4 separate regions of the Homo sapiens genome follow, and all the other regions are linked to region 3. The links are chromatin loops, found by intact Hi-C in ENCODE. Cell type or tissue: PC-9. All regions are shown on one strand. Region 1 has its middle 71 kb from the start of ANXA2. Region 2 overlaps LOC105370839 (a long non-coding RNA gene). Region 3 has its middle 120 kb from the start of FOXB1. Region 4 has its middle 67 kb from the start of FOXB1.

What was found. A loop is a pair of places that touch in the nucleus more often than their neighbours do. Peaks named below come from ENCODE experiments on the same cell type or tissue, not always from the same donor. Only the 100,000 strongest peaks of a DNase experiment are listed, where the experiment ranks them.
Region 1: a loop joins it to region 3, with 7 times the contacts of the local background. A loop is called at or near these places in 10 of 110 quality-filtered maps.
Region 2: it touches region 3 in a loop (4-fold over the local background); 7 of 110 quality-filtered maps call a loop at or near these places.
Region 4: it touches region 3 in a loop (8-fold over the local background); 3 of 110 quality-filtered maps call a loop at or near these places.

What each region holds. Positions count from the first base shown.
Region 1 is chr15:60,324,283-60,329,282 of GRCh38, reverse strand. No RefSeq gene overlaps it. Among named protein-coding and RNA genes, the nearest start is that of ANXA2, 71 kb to the left of the region's middle. In PC-9, CTCF peaks have their summits at 190, 2,084 and 2,284 (motif pointing right); no DNase peak of the experiment used is centred here.
Region 2 is chr15:60,177,930-60,182,929 of GRCh38, reverse strand. LOC105370839 (a long non-coding RNA gene) reads right to left here. Exons shown (of 5, transcript XR_932310.3): 2 at 2,435-2,610. Among named protein-coding and RNA genes, the nearest start is that of FOXB1, 180 kb to the right of the region's middle. In PC-9, a CTCF peak has its summit at 2,950 (motif pointing right); no DNase peak of the experiment used is centred here.
Region 3 is chr15:60,124,714-60,129,713 of GRCh38, reverse strand. No RefSeq gene overlaps it. Among named protein-coding and RNA genes, the nearest start is that of FOXB1, 120 kb to the right of the region's middle. RefSeq lists enhancers at 581-1,082, 1,646-1,835. In PC-9, a CTCF peak has its summit at 1,976; DNase peaks (open chromatin) are centred at 1,523 and 1,913; H3K4me3 peaks cover 1,483 bases; H3K27ac peaks cover 2,250 bases.
Region 4 is chr15:60,069,094-60,074,093 of GRCh38, reverse strand. No RefSeq gene overlaps it. Among named protein-coding and RNA genes, the nearest start is that of FOXB1, 67 kb to the right of the region's middle. In PC-9, no CTCF peak of the experiment used is centred here; a DNase peak (open chromatin) is centred at 3,033; H3K27ac peaks cover 555 bases.

The DNA.
Region 1 (5,000 bases), 200 kb before region 3:
TCTGCCAAGTCCTGGCATTTCCTAAGAGCACCATCAACACCCCTCACCCTACCCTTGGGGATCCAGGCAGGGATCGCCTCCTGACAGGGTGGGGGAGGGGGACGCTGATTTTTATAACTGCGATGTATGTTGCAACATTAAACAGGATAATATATGAAACCATCTACATATTTCATGATTCTGTTTTATTCTGAAACTGTAAAAATCACTTTTTAAAATTAAGATGAATGGAAAATAAAGAAGAGCGCCATCTTGTGGGGATGTCTGCGGCAACCATAGCCATCTCAGATCTTGGCGGTCCATCAATCTCCCAGAACCCTTACACATTTCTATGTCATATATTAGCTGAAAACCTTAGGGCAGCTGATCAAAGACCTTTCTTCAGTTTTTTCTTTTACCTACGATGAATAATTCTATGGGCTTTTATTTTCATAAATGACTAAAAGCTACTTCCTAATGATCTATAAAATCAGTCATTGAGATGTGCTAAAATTGGCATTTATAATAAAAATGCACATTATTAGTTTCTTTCCATACCCTATTTTGTATAAGACTCTTGAGTGACAAGAGTGACAGCATCTCAGTCAATCAAGTGATTTGAGCATAGAGTAGAGGGAGTTAAATCCAGGTACATAAACAAGGAATGAGAATTCCAGAAATTTTCAGAGAGGATGCTTTATATTATGTGATTTTCAAATGCGGCTAGTCTTATCTTAAAGAATACGGTGATCATTTATTTATCATTATGAGGAAAGAGCCAGGATGGACCAATCAGTGGCAGGACAGAAGTTTTAGGTGAAGTGTAGGGGCAATTGAGGCAAATTGGGAACTTCAGGCTAGTGTTAGGAATTGGATGCCAGAAAGCTCTTTGGCAAGATGGAGCCAAGGAGGGTGGGCCATGTTAACTACAGCTGAGACACTCCCTTCCCATCCCAAGTTTGCTGCTTTCTACCAGGAGACCCTGGGCAGGTCCCTATCCCTCATTGTGCCTTCTTTTCTTTCTTTCTCTTTTCTTTTCTTCTCTCTCTCTCCCCACATCCCCTATCCCTCCCTCCCCCCTCTTCCCTCCCCCTCCCTCCCGCCTGCCTGCCTTCCTTCCTTCCTTCCTTCCTTCCTTCCTTCCTTTCATTCTTTCCTTCTTTCTCTCACTCTGTCAGCCAGGCTGGAGTGCAGTGGTGTGATCTTGGCTCACTGCAACCTCCACCTCCTGGGTCTAAGCAACTCTCCTGCCTCAGCCTCCTGAGTAGCTGGGATTGCAGGCCCCTGCCACCAAACCCAGCTAATTTTTGTATTTTTAGTAGAGTCGGGATTTCACCATGTTGGCCGGGCTGGTCTTGAACTCCTGGCCTCAAGTGATCTGCTCACCTTGACCTCCCAAAGTGCTGGGATTACAGGCATAAGCCACTGTGCCCAGCCTCTTTGTTTTCTTTCTAATCTGTAAAATGAGAAGTTTGAAATCTATAATGCCCAGAGTCCCTTCAAGACCTAAAAATGTGAGGTATCAAAGAGAAGCTCTCATTTCTCAATCTGTTTTAACCCAGATTTCTGGTCAAAGGCAGGAATTTTCACAAAGATCCTTATCTTTAGTGAGGCTTCTAAGTAGATTATTTTGAAGCCATAAAAATGATATATATTTTACAGTTAACAAATTATGGAAATACTTGAATATAATAACTCCCTTTAATATTTCCCCCTCACTTTGAATTCCCTATTGGAACAGGTATCAGAGAAAAGCCATACTCACTTCCATCTAAGAACTGAGGCCTCTGGGAGCCTTGCTCCACTGGGGATATACCTTCTCCTTGCAGATGGGTGCACTCAACGTCACAGGGGCAGTGATGGGTGACATGATCCACCCAGCCTGCAGCCACTACATCTCATGCTATTGGCCTCTGACAGTGGTGCTGATGGGAAAAAACTGTCCCTCCCATGGCCAGTTGAAGGACACCTGGGGAGAGATGCCACCTCATGAGGTAGACTTTCTCTGTTCCCAGATCAGTAAGGAGCATTGCCTTGCATTTGTGCATAATTTTTGTGTATTTTAAGAGTTCTTGTATATTTAAGAGCTCTCATGAATTCCTGTTTGCTTGAGTGAATGCATTTTAAGGTGTTTCTGGAGAATAGGAGAGGATACAAAATCTAACAAGATACCAAACTTTCAATCCTGAATTGCAACTTGTGTCAACATTGCGCTACTGTGGGTTTGTCAAAACCGCCCTTTAAAAAAAAGTGACTCTAAAGTTGTATTGATGACATTTGACCACAAGAGGACGCTCCAACAAAGCACCTCACAGCTCAAAAGTCTACGTCTCCTTTTCAAACATTTACATGCTGCAATTTCTGCCTGGTCTTATGATATAAAGCTTAATGCCACAAATATTGTTTCAAACTTTATGAAAAGAGTTTTTCTTTTTTTTAAAAAAAGAAGATTGGGAGCTATAGCAGTGAATCCTGAGCTCAAGGTAAACTATTTTCATTAGCTGGAGGTGCTTTATAATTTCTCCATCAGTTTTCAAAAAAGGGACAAGGACTTTAAGAACCTTTTCTTCCTTTAACAATCAAACGAAACAACACAAACTCAAAACGCTTTAAGAACATTTCAATTTCCAAACTAGACCTTTTATGGATCATTTTCCTAAGAGTTCTAAGTCTAGAAATGTGATTAAAGAAAACAAAAACAAACAAACAAACACAAACAAAAAAACATTTTCCAGTCTAGACGCAGCCATCAGCGAAAATGCTCCATTACCTGTTACCTCTTCTAGGATACAGATGTTTGAAAAAGAAAGTGGGCAAGAAGCTATGTGACGGTCTCTGAAGTAAATTAAAGCCCTGGACTGCATTTCCCTAGTAGTCAGATAAAACTTGAGGGCATAATTGCCAACAATGAACACCCTTTCCGTTTAACCAATCTTTACTGATAATAAAATAATTAGAATAATTTATGTGTCTGTGCTATTATTAACGTGGCTTTGCTTAAAGGAGATTCAGCTGGTTGTTCACGGACGTTAAGAGGGTCTCTCCTCCCACCTTCTGAGATGACATGTTTATACCCAGGCAGCACTTCTAAATTTTTAATAGAGAGGAAGAGATTCCATTTAATTAGGTAGAGTGACTTGTTTATATGCAGGTTATACATTTACGAGTTCTCATGAAGAACGGAAAATACCCATTGAGCAGCCTTTGAAGTTTCGCTTGTTTAAAGATAATTGTAAACCCAGCTCAATGGAAACAGCATCTCAGTCAATCAAGTGATTTGAGCATAGAGTAGAGGGAGTTAAATCCAGGTTAAATAATTGCACAAATCACATGTCGATCAATGTTCAAAGGATTTTTTTTCTCTCAAATCAAAGCTCTTCCATCTTACATTTGATTGGAGTATTGAAACTGGGTTATAGAAAAAAATGTTAAGGATGTAACAAGATTTAAAAATGTTAAGGATGTAACAAGATTTTTTTTTACTTAAAAATTATCCACCATTTATATAAAATCCTTTCTCTTTTTTCCTTTTGATTTTTACTTCATATATTCTATATAGCTTATTTTATTTGTGAATTAGGTAACACAAACATGTCACTGTCACAAAAGCATTTTTCTACATTCATAAATCCTTTCTGGAAATGAGAAATCATTTTTTTCTTAAACTCTGACCTAAGGTAAAAATTCCAAATATTTGCGTGCCTTGGATGGTATTGCAAAAAGGCCACCTAAACTAATGAGGTTTCTTGAATTGGTGTACAGAAATGAATTACAATGCTTAAGAAGTTGAAGAGATTTCTCGTGATTTTTAAAGTAATATTAATGATCGTATGGAATGAGAAATTGAGCTTTGTGTTATTACTATAGGATTAGTTTTTAGTTCCTGAAAGCTGGTCTATTTATAGGTATATAGGATGGAATTAAACTCTGAAAAGGTTAATTTTTAAAAAATGTTCTGTAGAAGGTCTATTTCCTATCACCTTTTATAAGTTTCCCTTTGAATTGTAGTTGCAATATGCATTTGGAGTGAGTCCAGGAAGCTTGAATAATAATGTAATCCCCGGGGGAGCCGCTCTTAGCAGAGTGGGTAGGATAAATGAAATGCTACATACAGATTCCTGACAATATATTCATCTTGATATTATCGCAGCTGATGGATTGTAGCAAGGCTGTTCCTAGGGCTTCCCTTTGCCATCTTCAGTGTCTTTATCATTTCAGTGCGAAAAAGAAAAACCCCATCACACAAAAGAAATAAAACATCGTTAATTGAAAAGTAGCACCTTAAAAATATTTGTGGTAGGAAAAATATTTGTTTTGCTGCAAGGAGAACAGAGAGTAGGGAATAAAAGACTAAAGAAGAGAGAAAAAGAAACCAGTGTCCTTTGCTGAGCTCGCTGGCCACATGTAAGGCTCTCAAACATTTTAACCGTTGCACATCATTTTCTTTTTCTTCTGTGTGCTTGTCTAATTTATTTTCATAAGAAAACTCTGTTCCTCTTGTGCGGAGCCAGCATAATGTCGCTGAAATCTCGGATGATGTGGTTTTAAGATCAAACAAGACTTAATAAGGTGGGATTTGTTTTCCTATTGACCTTCTTATTGCTTGGGTCCCCCTGACAAGCTTCGAAGTGAACGGGAGGAATTAGGGTAGCAGCTCTTCAGAGAAACTCATCTTGGCTGGGGCTCCACCTTGAAACGGGAGTGCAAGAGATTGCAAATGGCTCCAAACGAGGGGGCACACACAGACTTGCAAAATGGAAGCGGGTTCTTCCATTGCAGAAAGAAAGAGGGGCACCCAGCAGGATAAACATTCAAAGTGGAAGACACTGCTAGTGGATTTATTTTTATTTTAGGTTCTGACAGATTGGCCAATGTCCTTGATTGGAGTTGGAGTTCATCAGAATGACTAGTTCTGGCCTAATTTAAGAAACAAAACCTCCTAACTTTGTGGGGGCTGCTGGAGAGCAGGGCAGGGCATCATCCATCTAAGAGAAAAACAAAGGAGTTTGGTCCTTTTTTAA
Region 2 (5,000 bases), 53 kb before region 3:
TAATAAAAAATGAATTCTGTTCATTGTCACTCAACTATTCCTAGAGAGGGCAAGTGGCAGAGATTCGAGAACCTGCTGTTAGTCATTTTGTGAATACAGGAACCAGAAAAGTTAGCTGCTCTCTCAGAGATGTAACTCTGTACCACCTTGATTTTTACCTTTCTGCTTTGTAGCTTCTCTCTGCAACAATACTGCACAAGGACAAGGCCCCAAAAGCTGAAAATACTTTTACTGGGAAAGTGGCCCTGTGCCTTGGAAGGTTTTTTCTAGTGGATTAAATTTAGCAGAGCAAATATCAGCGCTGAAGTCAGCAGTTTTTTTTTTAATTGAGGTATAATTTACGTACAACGAAATGTGCAGTTCCTGAGTGTAGATAGGTGGAAATTTTTTGACCAGTGAATTTCTGTGTAACTGTCAAAATGTCTGTGGAACCACTCAAAACAAGTTTCGGGGCTGGGCATGGTGGCTCGCGCTTGTAATCCCAGCACTTTGGGAGGCCGATGCAGGTGGATCACCTGAGGTCAGGAGTTTGAGACCAGCCTGGCCAACATGCTGAAACCCTGTCTCTACTGAAAATACAAAAATGAGCTGTGCGTGGCGATGGGTGCCTGTAGTCCCTGCTACTCGGGAGGCTGAGACAGGAGAATCGCTTGAACCCGGGAGGCAGAGGTTGCAGTAAGCCAGGATCGCACCACTGCACTCCAGCCTGGGCGATAGAGCGAGACTCTGTCTTAAACAAACAAACCCCACAAATTTTGGAACATTGCCATCTCCCTAGAAAGTCTCCTGGTGCTTCATTCCTGTTATTACCACCTTCTTCGCCAGCCCCAGCAACCGCTCTTCTGACTGCTATCACCACGGATTAGATTTGCTTGTTGTTGAACTTCAGACAAATGGAAACATACAGAATACTCTCCTGTGTCTACATTTTTTTGCTGAACATAATATTTTTGAGATTCATGTCATTGTGTGTATCAACTATTGTATCAATGTGTATTATTCCTTGTTGCTGTCTGGATATACCACTTTGTATTTATCCATTCTCTTGCTGATGCACATTTGATTGTCTCCAGTTTGAGGCCATTATGAATAAAGCTCCCATGAACTTTTGGGTATCAGTCTGTTTTTATTAACTCAGAATGGATTATAGACTAGATATAAATGCTAAAACTACAAAAGTTCTAGAAGAAAAGGAAGTCTTCATAACCCTGGCGATGAACAAAATTCCTTAGATAAGACACCAAAAACATGAACTATAATAAACAATTTTTAAATAGTACTTCAAAAAAAATTAAAAAGTCTGCCCTTCGTGTACAAGTGCTTTTGTGGACCTGTGTTTTCATTTGTTTTATGTAAGTACCTAGAAGTGGGATTACTGGGTCATGCGGTAGATGCATAAGAAGCTGCCAAATGGTTCTTCAGCATGTTACTCCGTTTTATACTCCCACCAGCAGTGTGTGAGCGTTCCAAATATTTCATGCCCTTGCCAACACTTAGTATTGTACAGTTCTCTTATCTTGGCCATTCTCATGGGTTTGACCTGGCAGCCCATTGTGGTTTTAATTATCAACAATGTTTTAAAACTTAAAAATAACCCAACAGGTTAGACTAGCAACTGACTGGATTTGTGTTGAGATTGGAATCACAATTTCCACATTTGCTTTTGTGTGAAGTCCACACATCAATCATTGAGAGCTGAATAGTTTGGTCATTGCACTTTAGACCACCAGGTCAACTTCAAATTGCCTTTGACCACATTTCTTCAGTGTTTACCTCCAACTCCAGCTCCTTTGCCAATCGTTTAGTCATAACTCTTGAAAAAATGATTTAACATAGTTAAGTGTTCCACCTGACTGGTCTAAAAGGCACATGACAAAAATGACCCAAACCTTACGGGAAATGGCCCAAATTATAAAGAGTATTATTTTCTTTGTAGGACAAGCTATGCAGGGGTTCTACAACTGCCTTTCTGTTGTAGAAGTAGATTGCTCAAAGCCTGCACTGGGGCACTGGTTTAGAAGAATGCCTAATGGACATCTCAAGAAATTCTGGACATTCTCAAGAAATTCCATTCTGGACCCACATTTTTCCAACTAAAATAAAATTGCTGTCTGCTACCTATAGGTTATGGCATTTGCTGTCAGTGAATCTCTTGACAAATACAATAAGAATTTTACCTTCTTCTTTTCTTTTTGACCATCAATTTTTAAAAATAGAAACTTCTAATTTTGGAATAATTTTAGACTTACAGAAAAGTTGCAGAGAGAGTACAGAGAGTTCCTACGTATCCTTCACTAATTTTCCCCTAATATCAGCATCTTATATAATAACCATTTTACCTTCTTTTTAACACAAATTTATATACTTTTAATCCACCTTGTGGGATGTATTTACACATGGATGGATCCTAGTGAGTTGTAACTGGAATACTTACATTCCTTCTTTCTTTTCCTTGTGGACCATAAGAAAATAGCATTGTTTTCCAGGAGGGATACCTTCAATGTTCTTTAGGACAGACTTCATGTTACTGATCTTCAAAAAGCTGCCATTGCGTGATGTACTGAGAAGGCCAGGAAGCCTCCTGGTGTCTGATGGTTACACTGCTCCGCTCTAAAAAAAAAAAAAAAAAAGTGGCTGAAGGCTGTTCCCTTAATATAAATTGCCCTTTCTATGTGGTGTGACCTTGTAGCCCTGGCCACAGCTGATGTCCTGGATATTGATACCTGTCACAAAGGCACTTAGCTATAGGCTGAGCATAACAAAAATGCTGATGACACTGTAGTGATGACAATAACAACAGCAGACATTGATTGAACATTTACTACAATCAACTTTATGATCTACAGAATACTTCTTACAGCTTAATACTTTTGTTAGGAAAATGACCCATGGGATATACAACACATACCTTCATTATCCTGTTGGGGTTGCTATGCTCTGCCACTAGGGGGTAGTATCATTGCTACTGTCTTATATCCACCAAATGCAAATTCTGTTTGCACTTTTAAAATTCTTTCTAGGTCCATTTTTTTCCCATTTAAAATGAATATACATGATCTTCCAATTAGTTTATACAGTAGTTTGAATAATTTAAGAAATGAACCTGGTGTCTCATAAATGCTTCAAAAGAAGTATAGGGACAATTTTCTTTTCTCTCTCTTGACTCCATTATTTTATGTCTTCATTAATTATTCTACTTGTAATAGTCTTACTTGTTACAAAAAGTGTCTACTATCAGTAATAAATTATTAGTACATACTTTCTGTGCTTTGCACTTGCCTATAGCGCACTGTCTTTTAACCATTTATATGAGCGGGGACATTTATATGTTCAGATACTTTGGGAGGGAGGGGAAATGCATCTCATATATTGGGGGAACATGGCATAAGACACGCACTCTGACCTCAAGAACCTTACAGTTTGATTGTGGAGATGAAATGTAGACTCATCAGATTTAAAGCACCAATGTTAAAATCTCCCAGCACTGTGGAGAATTGATCAATTTCTCCTTGTAATTCAGCTAAATTTTTTGCTTCATATAGATTGAGGCAATGTTCTTTGGTTCTTTCAATCTCATGATTGTTATATCTTCTTGGTGAATTGGTCCTTTTTTTTCCTCATATACTAATGACTCTTCTTCTAATAAGAATTTTTCCCCTTATTTTTTTTTTTTTTTTCTAATCTTAGTCTTTAAAAACTTTCTTTGGATTAGATTTGACTCATACATGTTTTTCCAATCATTTCTTTTCAACTTATTTGTGTCATTGTATTTCATACTTGTCTCTTATAAACAGCATATAACTAAATTATTATAAATTTAAGAGGCCAAGTGTGGTGGCTCACACCTGTAATCCTAGCACTTCTGGAGTCCAAGGCAGGGGGATTGGTTGAAGCCAGGAAATAGGAAAGCCTGAGGAGGGGGAGACAGATGGAGGAAAGCTAGCATGGCTAGCCTGGGCAATATAGTAAGATCTCATTTCTACGAAAAAAAAAAAAAAAGAACATTTAAAAAATTAACCAGCCACTGGCGCTTGTGCCTGTGGTCCCAACTACTTGTGAAGCTGAGGTGGGAGGATCACTTGAGCCCAAGAGTTGAAGGCTGCAGCAAGCTATGATTGTACCACTTGCACTGCAGCCCAGGTGACAGAGCAAGACCCTGCCTCTAAAAGAAAAAGTTAAGAATATCTATTCTTAATTGACTAGCTTGGTCCATTCATGATTTAAGCCATAATTTCTTTGGACTTTTTATTCAACAACTTTTCTTGGCTTTTTTTTTTTTTTCCTCCTTCACTGGCTTCCCTTAGATAGACTGAATTTTCTTTATGCCCCACCCCCCTCATACTGCTTTGAAAGTTATATATCTACTTCTTACTTTTTAGTGGCCATTCAATTTTTAACACATATACTTAGAGTTGAAATTCAATACTTCTTCCCTTCTCTCAAATAATACAAGAAACTTTGTACCCAAAGGTCTCTCTCACCATCTTGGATATTTTTCCCCTAGGATTTTGATTCTTCCTTGGTTAAAACTTTGTCATCTTTACTATTTTTCAGTGAGTATTTTTTTTAGATTTGCCTCACAATTTCTTGCCTCACTATTGCTCCTTGCAATGCTATTCCTTCATTCTGGGTTCAATTGTCTTCCTCCTACAATACATCCTTTAGCGGTTCTTTCAGCAAAGGTGGTGAACAGTAATGTCTCACAATCTTTATCTGATTGTAATATCTTTACCTTGTCAATCTACCTGAGTGATAATTTTGCTGACTTATTTTCTCCTCAGCACTTTGAAGGCATTATTCCTTTGTCTTCTGGTCTCTCTTTTTAAAAAAAATCTTCATTGGATTATGGCATTCATATAGAAAAAGCACACCCATCATGGATACACGTAATGAGCACATGTAATCAACAAGGAAATGTAATCAGAACTAGGTCAAGAAACTAAACATGGCCAGCACCCTAGAAGCTCCCTCATGGCCCCTGCCAGCCGCTAGTCCCCCAG
Region 3 (5,000 bases):
ACTCCATCTCAAAAAATAGATTAATTAATTAAAAATTAACTTGTGATCTTATTGACCTCACATTGTTGGTAATTAGTCTTTTACGATTGTTGCTTCTTTTAACTTTCAGTGATGATTTACTTTTTAGAGTAAGCCTTAAGCCTTCTAAGAAACCAAGACTCCTCCTGAAAACTCATTTGAGAAGTTACTTATGCTAATAATCCGCAATTCACAACCCTTTTCAGCAGTTTGTTCACCTCAGGGCTTCACAATAGGTCCTTGTTGCAATGCCATGCAAGTAGCTGCTCATGTGGAGGCTTGGGGATGGCTGGGGTTGGGCGGCAGTTTTGCAAATTTGTGCAGAAAAGTGACATTCAGGCTTCCCTTCCTTTCTCTTTGGTTTTTAGAACCAGAAAACTAGCAATGCCCTCAGGCAGAAAAATGACTTCAACTGTAGGTGGTAGAAGTGCAGTATTTTGGAGGAAGGCAAGAAAAAAATCATTTTACCAAAAAAGATACATTTGTAGTTTAATGAAGACGAATCCCAACTCTTAGTGACAGAGGTAGTCATATGCTGGAATTAAGCGTAGGGCTTACCTCTGTGAGCTGCAGGTGTTTCTCCTGTTCATATTTCTAAGGTGGTTTGCAATGCTACTGTGCTGTAAACATGCTTAAATTAGGTGGTTGTACTTCCTGGTTCTACCACGAAATGCTTCCAAAGTCATCCGGTCCTCCCCTATCCTGGGCACCCCCTCAATATTCTGGGACCATTAGGCTTTAACCTTCCAGACAAAGACCCCTCAGAGAGGAGAGCTGGCTATGGAAGGGACTATCCACAAATTCCAAGGACTCACGCGGGTGAAGGATGAGTTTGTTATGGAAATGATACAATTAGTATACCTGTTGGGGACAGAGGTGATTGCTACATTTTTCACACAGTGCCCCACGTTGGCTGATGAAAGCAGAAAAAGAATGCAACATTGATAAGCACATCCAGTATGACATGCTACAGGGAGAGCAGAGTAACAGCCCCTCAGAGGTGACTAACTAGGATTGAACTTTACTTGAAGCTGTCTGTAAGATTTTAAAAAAGAAAAGAAAAAAGATTTGTGTTGGGAAATTTTCTGCTTTCTTAATAATCTTTATCCAAAATTTCTGTTAGGACTTCAATATCTAAACAACTTGTGAAAGGGAATTATGATTCTCTGGTCTTTCCAAAACAAAAAGAACTAAGAGCAGTCCAAGTGAATAATACATTTGTTTACCTATTTATAACTATAGTAACTGACATCTTTTTGGCACTTACCTTGGGCATTTTCTTATTTATTATCTCACTTAACAACAACAGTATGAAATAGGTACTATCGTTTATTTGGTGTTAAGAAGAGGAAACCGGGCCAAAGAAAAGTTTTTCCCAACTCCAGTTTGGTTCCAAGTTCATGTTCTTAACACTGAACTCTACTGATGATCCCGAGTTCCTTTGTTTTGTACTTGTGACATTCCTGCAGGAGCAGTCACTCTTTTGTGACATGAGAAAGATGAGTTTGGGGCTCTGAAGTGCTTCTTAGCAAACCAGAGAAGCTTTGCAGGGCATGCTGCCAGTGAGCCAACTCTTGGGGGCTCATTTTTCTGGGCTCCTCATGCCAGGACAGAATGAAAGATTTCACTTAGATAATTACCTAGGAGGGGAAACCGTGTAAAAAGTCGTGGTGCTCAGAGATGATTAAAAAGCATGATTTAATAGAAGTTGCAGTTTCACTTTCACTCGAGGTTGAGGCATCTTAAAGGAGAGGGAAAAAACCATAGGGCAGAGTCAGGAGAGCGGGTTGGTCCTGTTTCGGTTCAGCTGTCTGGCTTAGGGCAAGCTCTGGGCTTCTCTGAGGCTTCATTTCTTCATGTATTAAATCAGGAGTGAGCCAGATAATCCCCAGCCTGTCTCGGCTTACAGTGTGAGATTTGTCTGTCTCTGCTGTAGCTGGGAAGTTACAGAAAGGGGGCACCCTCTCCTCGTCTTCCGCTGCTCCCTTCCCCCAACCCCTCATATTAGGAAACAACTTTCCAAATGACGTTTTTGAGAGGCCAGGTACAGACAAACTTATCTTTTAGTCTGGAGTGAAGTGCCACAAACCCAACAGCTGTTGTGGTCAGATGGGGTATACAAAAACAAACGTGCGCGCGCGCGCGCGCACACACACACACACACACACACACACACACACACACACACAAACACAGAAAACAAAAAAGGGTAGAGCCCACTGCATGGTCAATACAATTTTTTGGAAAAGATCTCTTGTTCTTAATCCTATTCTGATTTTCCCACTTTTGATAAAGTCGGTGGTCTAGAGAAACAAATCTCTGTTAGGAGAAAAACAGCTGTGTGGGTACACCAGGCAAGCCTAACTGAGCACAGCTGTGGGCTGGGCTGGCCTGGCCAGGGCCACCAGTTCACTTTCTCTGCCCTGGAAGCTGTCCATCCTCCATCAACAATTTGTCACCATGTCAGTTTTAAAATCCCAAGAGAACGACTATGTTGTTTTTATGCTGATCATTTATATTTACCCAGAAGTTTCTTTTAGGTTTAGCTGAAAGCCACCCTTCTCAAAAGTGCCTATAGTTACTCACAATTACTTGTGCAAAAAAAAAAAAAAAAAAAGGTAAAGGGGAAGTGGAGCCTGACAAAGATAATCCAGAAGTAATGTACACTGCTTTAGGAAATCTGTCATCTTCTGGAGGCAGACATGCCTGCCTACTGCCTAGTGTAGTACTTGGCACATACTGGGCACTCAAAAAAAACTATTCATGGAATGAGAGGATGGCTGGATGGATGGATGGATGGATGGATGGATGGATGGATAGACGGACGGATGGATGGACGGATGGATGGATGGATGGACCGACAGACGGACAGATGGATAGATAGATAGATAGATAGATAGATAGATAGACAGATAGATAGATAGATTGATAGGTAGGTAGGTGGATAGATAGATAGATAGATAGATAGATAGATAGACAGACAGACAGACAGACAGACATTCAATAGATGAGGTCACACAGCCCTAGAAGGCTAGGTCCTGTGTTAATAATGGGTAGCCAGCTGGAGGCAAACCTGGGACTGACAGGTCTGCCAATTTCACACACAGGGCTCATTCTACAATCTACTCCCTGCTTTCGTTTTTGTGTTTTTCATGTACAACTTAGTTCCTTAAGCACATGCAACTGTAAACCAATAACCCCTTAATGCTTTCTCATGTTCAAATGTGTGATCACATCTTACAATTTAGGGAGTACCCTGCACTAAGCAGGTTGGGTGCGATGGCTGCAACCACACAGCAGATGCTTCCCCTTCTGTGAGCAAATTTGGAGGTGTGCACAGGGTAAACTAGGCAGGAAGGCAAGAAGAGCTGTCTCTCTCCATCTCTCAAGTAGTCCAATAGCTGGATTCTTCTGGGTCAGTGCAGCGTTAACCAGAAGCCATGCTGCTAGCCCTCTCTGTGGCACCTTCTTAGAATTACTACTCAAATGCGGTGCAAAATGCTGTAACTGAGGGCTGTCAGCTTCTCCTAGATTGTTTAGAATGTGTTGTTTTCTCTTTTATTGATACATAATATTTTACATGTGTGTGGGGTACATGTGTTTGTTACATGCATAGAATGTGTAATGATCAAGCCAGGATATCTGGGTTATCCATCACCCTCAGTGTTTATCATTATTTTTGTGTTGGTATCATTTCAAGTTCTCTCATCTAGTTACTTTGAAATGTACCTAATATTCTTGCTAAGTGTAGTCACCCTAGTCTGCTATCAAACATTAAAGCTTATTTCTTCTAACTATTTTGTACCTATAACCAACCTCTCTCTGTCTCTCTTTTTTTTTTGAGACAGAGTCTCACTCTGTCACCCAGGCTGGCGGGCAGTGCCGTGATCTCAGTTCACTGCATCCTCCACCTCCCGTGTTCAAGCGATTCTCCTACCTCAGCTCCCTGAGTAGTTGGGACTACAGGCACACGCCACCACGCCTGGCTAATTTTTGTATTTTTTAGGAGAGACAGGGTTTCACTATGTTGGTCAGGCTGGTCTCAAACTCCTGACCTCAAATGATCCACACAGCTCGGCCTCCCGTAGTTCTGGGATTACCAACCAACCTCTCTTCATCTCCCTCCCCAGCATCCACACTTCCCCATTTCTGTCTTCTGAGATTTTTCATCAGCACAGAGCTACAGACTGCTCTAGCAGGGGATTTACTAAACTCAATCGGCCTTGGCACCCTCTCCCCCTAGTTTATCTTAATGAAACATTGTGAGGAATAGCATTTCCTGCACACTGTTTGAGAAACACATTCCAAATGTTTTGGGGCACTTTGGTCGTTTCTAAGCTCTTTATTCAATACAACACGTGCTGTGTAAATGCATGTGACTTGAAGATGTTGAAGAATAAAGTTGTTTCTCTTAATAAGAATTAAGTCAATGTTAAAGTTAACATTCTTAGAAAATAGCTGTTTGAGAAAAAATTTTTAATATCATTCCCATCCTACTAAGGCAAAATTGATAATTTCATTGAGACATGAAAGAATTCCAGAATTTTTCTGGCTGGGTAGCTGGGTGTCTATCTATCCATCTACCTGCCTACCCACCCATCTCATTATGAACATTTCACATAGAACAAAGAGAAACCTAATCAGTGCTCGTGTCTCCATTTCCTAGATTTGATAGTTACTAACATGTTACTGGAAATGGTTCACCAAGTTCTTTATGTTGCAATGTTTTAAAGAAAATTGCCAATATCATGACTTTTCCCTCTAAAAATTTTAGTATACGTTTCCAGAAAACAATAACTGACTGCTTCCTGTGTAACCACAATACCCACGTCTCACCTGACAGCATTCTCAGAGATGTGTTAATGTTATCTTATAGCCAGTTCCTGTTCAGTTTCTCAGCTGGGCTTATTCAAACCAGGATCCAACTAGGAACCACCCATTACATCTGGTTGTTATGTCTCTTAAGGTTTTTTAAAATCTGG
Region 4 (5,000 bases), 56 kb after region 3:
TGGAAAGGTGATTTCTTTTTTATGTTTTCTCCCTTTTAATTGCAGTTTTAACAGCTTTACTTAAGAACTCAACTAGCAGATGATTTCTTTCCATTGCTTTCTAAATCAATCACAAATGTCTCTTTGAGAAAAGACCAATGAAAATTAAGTAGTAGTAAGAAGAGACACACCAGTGATTGCAAAGTGGAGAGGCTGGCTTCCCTCTGTTATGGACTGGATTCTGTACCCCCAAATTCATAGGTAAACCCTAACTCTCAATGTGATGGTATTTGGAGATAGGGCCTTGAAGGAGATAATTGAGGTGAAAGGAAATCATAAAGGTGGAGCCCTGAGCCAATATGACTAGTGTGCTCATGAGAAGAGGAAGAGACACCAGGGATGCGCACACCCAGAGAAAAGGCCATGGGAGGACACAGCAAAAAGGTGGCCATCTGCAAGCCAAGGAGAGAGGCCTCAGGAGAAATCAAACCTGCCGACCCCTTGATCTTGGACTTCCAGCCACCAGAACTGTGAGAAAATAAATGTCTGTAGTTTAAAACCACACGATCTGTGCTATTTTGTTATGACAGCCCTAGCAGACTAATATAGCCTCCAAGTTAAGAGCCAAACTTCCTGTGAGTGCCCTGTCATTGACCAAGTGGCTTCTAGAACCACTTCAGCCCATGACTCCTCCACCAGACATTGTCAGTGCGAAGAGAGTTTTAGGGCCACAGCCATGAAGAGCTTGAATGAAACCAGCAGAGCGTTGCAGGGCAGCCTCTGTTTGACCTTCCACTCGGGAAGGATTAATGGCCAGCCCTTTGTGTTAGGAGAGGATGCTCTGGCCACATGCAGCCAGACATGGGGGAGTGTTGTTTCCCAGTTCCAGTGATAGGTTGGCCTACGCTGGTCTCATGCTCACACTTGGTTCTCCTAGGTCACAAGTTAGCAGGAAGTAAGCAGGGGGTCAGGGTAGGGCTATTATTGTTGGCTGAAGCATAGACTAGAGCAATTGATCTGTACAGTATTGGACCCACATCTAACTCTGGGGCCCCAGTTGTCTTGGCTTTTTCCAGCTTTGATTTCACTGCCTCTCTGAGAGTCAGTTTTTCCTACTAATGGAATGTTTTCAAAGTGAGCTCAAGCCCATGCTCAGTGGGAAATTCTTCCCTGAAATCATTTGTCACAGAATCATTTGGCCATCTAAGACGTTTATTATCCTACTTACTGGCAGTAAGTTTCATAGAAGAGCACAAGATACTCTGTAGATTTTTGTTCCCCTTAAAAAGCTGATATTCTAGAATCTGTCCAACATGCAAATATTGAAAAAATATAATACTTTCTACCAAAGAGCAAATCATGTAATCTGGAAAATAGGGTCTGGAACCCAGCATGAGTGCTGTCTTTGGGATACATCTTTTTACCTTCCTTGGGCTTTGTCATCTTCACTTGTAGAGCAAGAGTTAATCTCTATGGTCCCTTCCAGTTCAATGATCTGATAATTCTTTTATTTTAAAAAATGAAGTAAGTCACCAAAGCCCCTGAGAGCGCGGGCATGAAAATCAGTGATTCAAATTCAGGTCAACTCAACGAAAATGTATTGCATACCTGCTATGTGCCAGACATGATGCTAAGTGCTGATGTGCAGGAATGAATAAGATGTAATCCTCAACCTCTAAATTTTAATAAAAAGGGAAAATGGAGATCAAACATTAGGAGAGGAAGAAAGTTTGTGACAACAGAGTTATGGTGCAGTGCTCCATATGTCTGTTTAAGGGCCAATGTTATTTACTAAACTGAACTCAGATTATGGAACAATACTGAGCAATTGTTACCCTGGCCCGGGGAATAAAATGTAGTGGCTGCTAACTAGCTGTGTGATCTTGGAGGGGCACAAAACCTTTCTGGGTTAAGGTTGTCTTATTTTCTAAATATGGGGATTGGACTGATGGTTTCTGAGATCTCTTCTATTTCTAACATTCTATAATTATGAGAATATGAACTAGCTATGCATGTAATACTCCCAAGAACTGCAAAAGGCAGAGGAAATGGACTGAATTGCTTGGAAAGCTGTTTTCCCTTATGTTTCTGACCTAACAAGGTATGATACTGTCTTCATGTTACCAAAACATTTGTAAGTCAATATAAAATATCTAAAAGATGCTGGGGTTGGCAGCTCACATCTGTTACCCTAGCACTTTGGGAGGCAGAGGTGGGTGGATTGCTTGAGCCCAGGAGTTTGTGACCAGCCTGGACAATGTGGCAAAACCCTACCTCTACAAAAAATACAAAAGTTAGCCAGGGATGGTGGCAAATGCCTGTAGTCCCAGCTACTCAGGAAGCTGAGGTATGAGGATCACCTGAATCCAAAAGGTTCAGGCTGCAGTGAGCCATAGCAGCTGAATTGCGCCACTGCACTCCAGCCTGGGTGACAGAGTGAGACCGTGTACTAAAAAAAAAAAACAAAAACAAAAACAAAAAAAAACACATAAACACATACACACACATATATATATAAATATATATATATATGAAAGACCAACCTATATGAGTGGCAGTCACCAAAGTTCTCTGAAGAAATTTGTCATGGATCAATTTTCCCTATGCTGTCATCCCAAACTTTGTGTTTTCTTGGCTCTACCGTTTTCTGGATTTCTATTTGGCGTGATACTCCCACAGCCATCTTCTGCAACTATGCCTGCAAGCTCCTTTGACAATATACGAGAACTTGTCAGGTTGATCCCAACTGCCTCAAGCTGCTTCAAGGCCCCCGGCAACAAACCTTCGGTTCTCCCTTTCTGATTCAAAATTGTTGCCCTGAAGTAAGAATCTGACCTCAGCAGACCAGAGCTTCCCCCTCCCACTCACCCACCATCACTCAAACACTTTTCCAGCTGCAGTGCCCTCTGTCCTTCCCACCCTTCCCAAGAGGTCCAGGTTCAAGACTCCACTTGTTCCATACTTAGCCCCACAAGAGTTTGTTTCTTTCTTTTATTTAGCTCAACATTCCTTTGTGTAGTTTGGCCGCCTTACATGTGCTTGTACATTTCCTTTAAGTGCTTCTCTGACTCATCTATAAATCATCAGGAATTTTTTCATCAGCTAGCATGGAAAGTCTTCCAACGTAAACACCATGCCTTCCACATTTTGTGTGCCTCCCATGATGTGTGGCACGACACTAAGCACACAGTGATGCTCAATAAATGTTTATGAAGTCTAATTGAGAAAATCAGAAAGCTGTTTTTTGATTTATTTGTAGTGTAGCTGAACTTCTTTCTGGTTTTTTTTTTTTTTTTTTTTTTTTGAGACCAAGTCTCACTCTGTCGCCCAGGCTGGAGTGCAGTGGCTCAGTCTCTGCTCACTGCAACCTCCAGCTCCCAGGTTCAAGTGATTCTCGTGCCTCAGCCTCCTGAGTAGCTGGGATTACAGGCGCCCACCAACACGCCCAGCTAATTTTTGTATATTTAGTAGAGACGGGGTTTCGCCATATTGGCCAGGCTGGTCTCAAGCTCCTGACCTCAAGTGCTCTGCCCGCCTTGGCCTCCCAAACTGCTGGGATTATAGGCGTGAGCCACCACACCTGGCCTCTGTAGCTGAATTTCAACAGTGTTTTCTCGCTGCTGTAGCTGTAGAAGCAGCATGACCAGCAAGAACCTGGGATTTGGAGTCACATCGATCCATGTCCAAGCCGTAGTTCTGCCAGTTTACTCTATCATGAAACATTTATGGAGCAATTGCTGTGTGAAGATGTGGAGCTGGCTGATAGACAAATAAATAAGATTATTGCTCTTGCCTTTAAGAAGTTTGGGGTCTAGGAAATATATTACTTAATTTCTCTCAAACTCAATTTCTTCAACTGAAAATGAGAATAACTATTTCATTGGATTGTTGTAGGTACTTCAATAATTATTTGTTTTTCCCCTTTTCCGCTCTTCTTATTTCTTAGGTTAATAAGTTGAATTCTTTTTTTTTTTTTTTTGAGACCGAATCTCGCTCTGTCACCCAGGCTAGAGTGCAGTGGCACAATCTCAGCTCACTGCAAGCTCCACCTCCCAGGTTCATGCCATTCTCTTGCCTCAGCCTCCCGAGTAGCTGGGACTACAGGAACCCACCACCACGCCTGGCTAATTTTTTGTATTTTTTATTAGAAACGGTGTTTCACCATGTTAGCCAAGATAGTCTCAATCTCCTGACGTCGTGATCCACCCGCCTCGGCCTCCCAAAGTGCTGGGATTACAGGCGTGAGCCACTGCGCCCGGCCAATAAGTTGAATTCTTAACAGTTCTATATTTTTATGCTTTAAATGACTCTGTAGTGAGTTCATTTTGATGTACAATTAGCCATGAATTTGAATCCACTTGTATTATTTTTAACTTTAGATCACACATGGCCACATAAAAAATAAACCCAAGCACTTGTTCTGAGACTGATAATCTTTGATAATCTCACTTGTCAAAGATCAGATTATTTTGGTACATTATCTTTTATCTTTTTATATGACAGCTGGGGACCCAGCCTCAAGAAGATAACCTTTAAGATTTATAGAAATAAAAAGTCTGCCTCAAATATGAATGATTCCTCCTTGATTTGGTCTGATTTAAGTTCAGACTCAGATTGGTGAGTACAGAAATACAGGAAGACAGGTCGTACCTAGGGATCAGGTATAGCCCAATAAATAGTGTGATCATTGAGGCCTCCATTACAATCAGAAAAATCAATCCTGTCTCTGGGTTATTTGACCCTAACACATATTTCTCCCTTGTGAGAGAAATGTTGGGATTGTATTAGAAAAGAGCCTGGCTCTATCTGCCGTGCAAGCACTGGTTCCCCTTTATCCCAGGGAAGTAGCCACAGAACCAAATGCTCTGCTACTGAGCTTTCTGCTTATGTTGCCTAAGTGCCACGCTCAAATTCCTCCAAGGTGCTGGTTTGGTGGGCAGAAGTTGCACTTGTCCAATTAGTAAGCCGATATGTAGAATTTGATCTTCAGGATTTGCTGAGGATGATGTTTGAACTTTGAT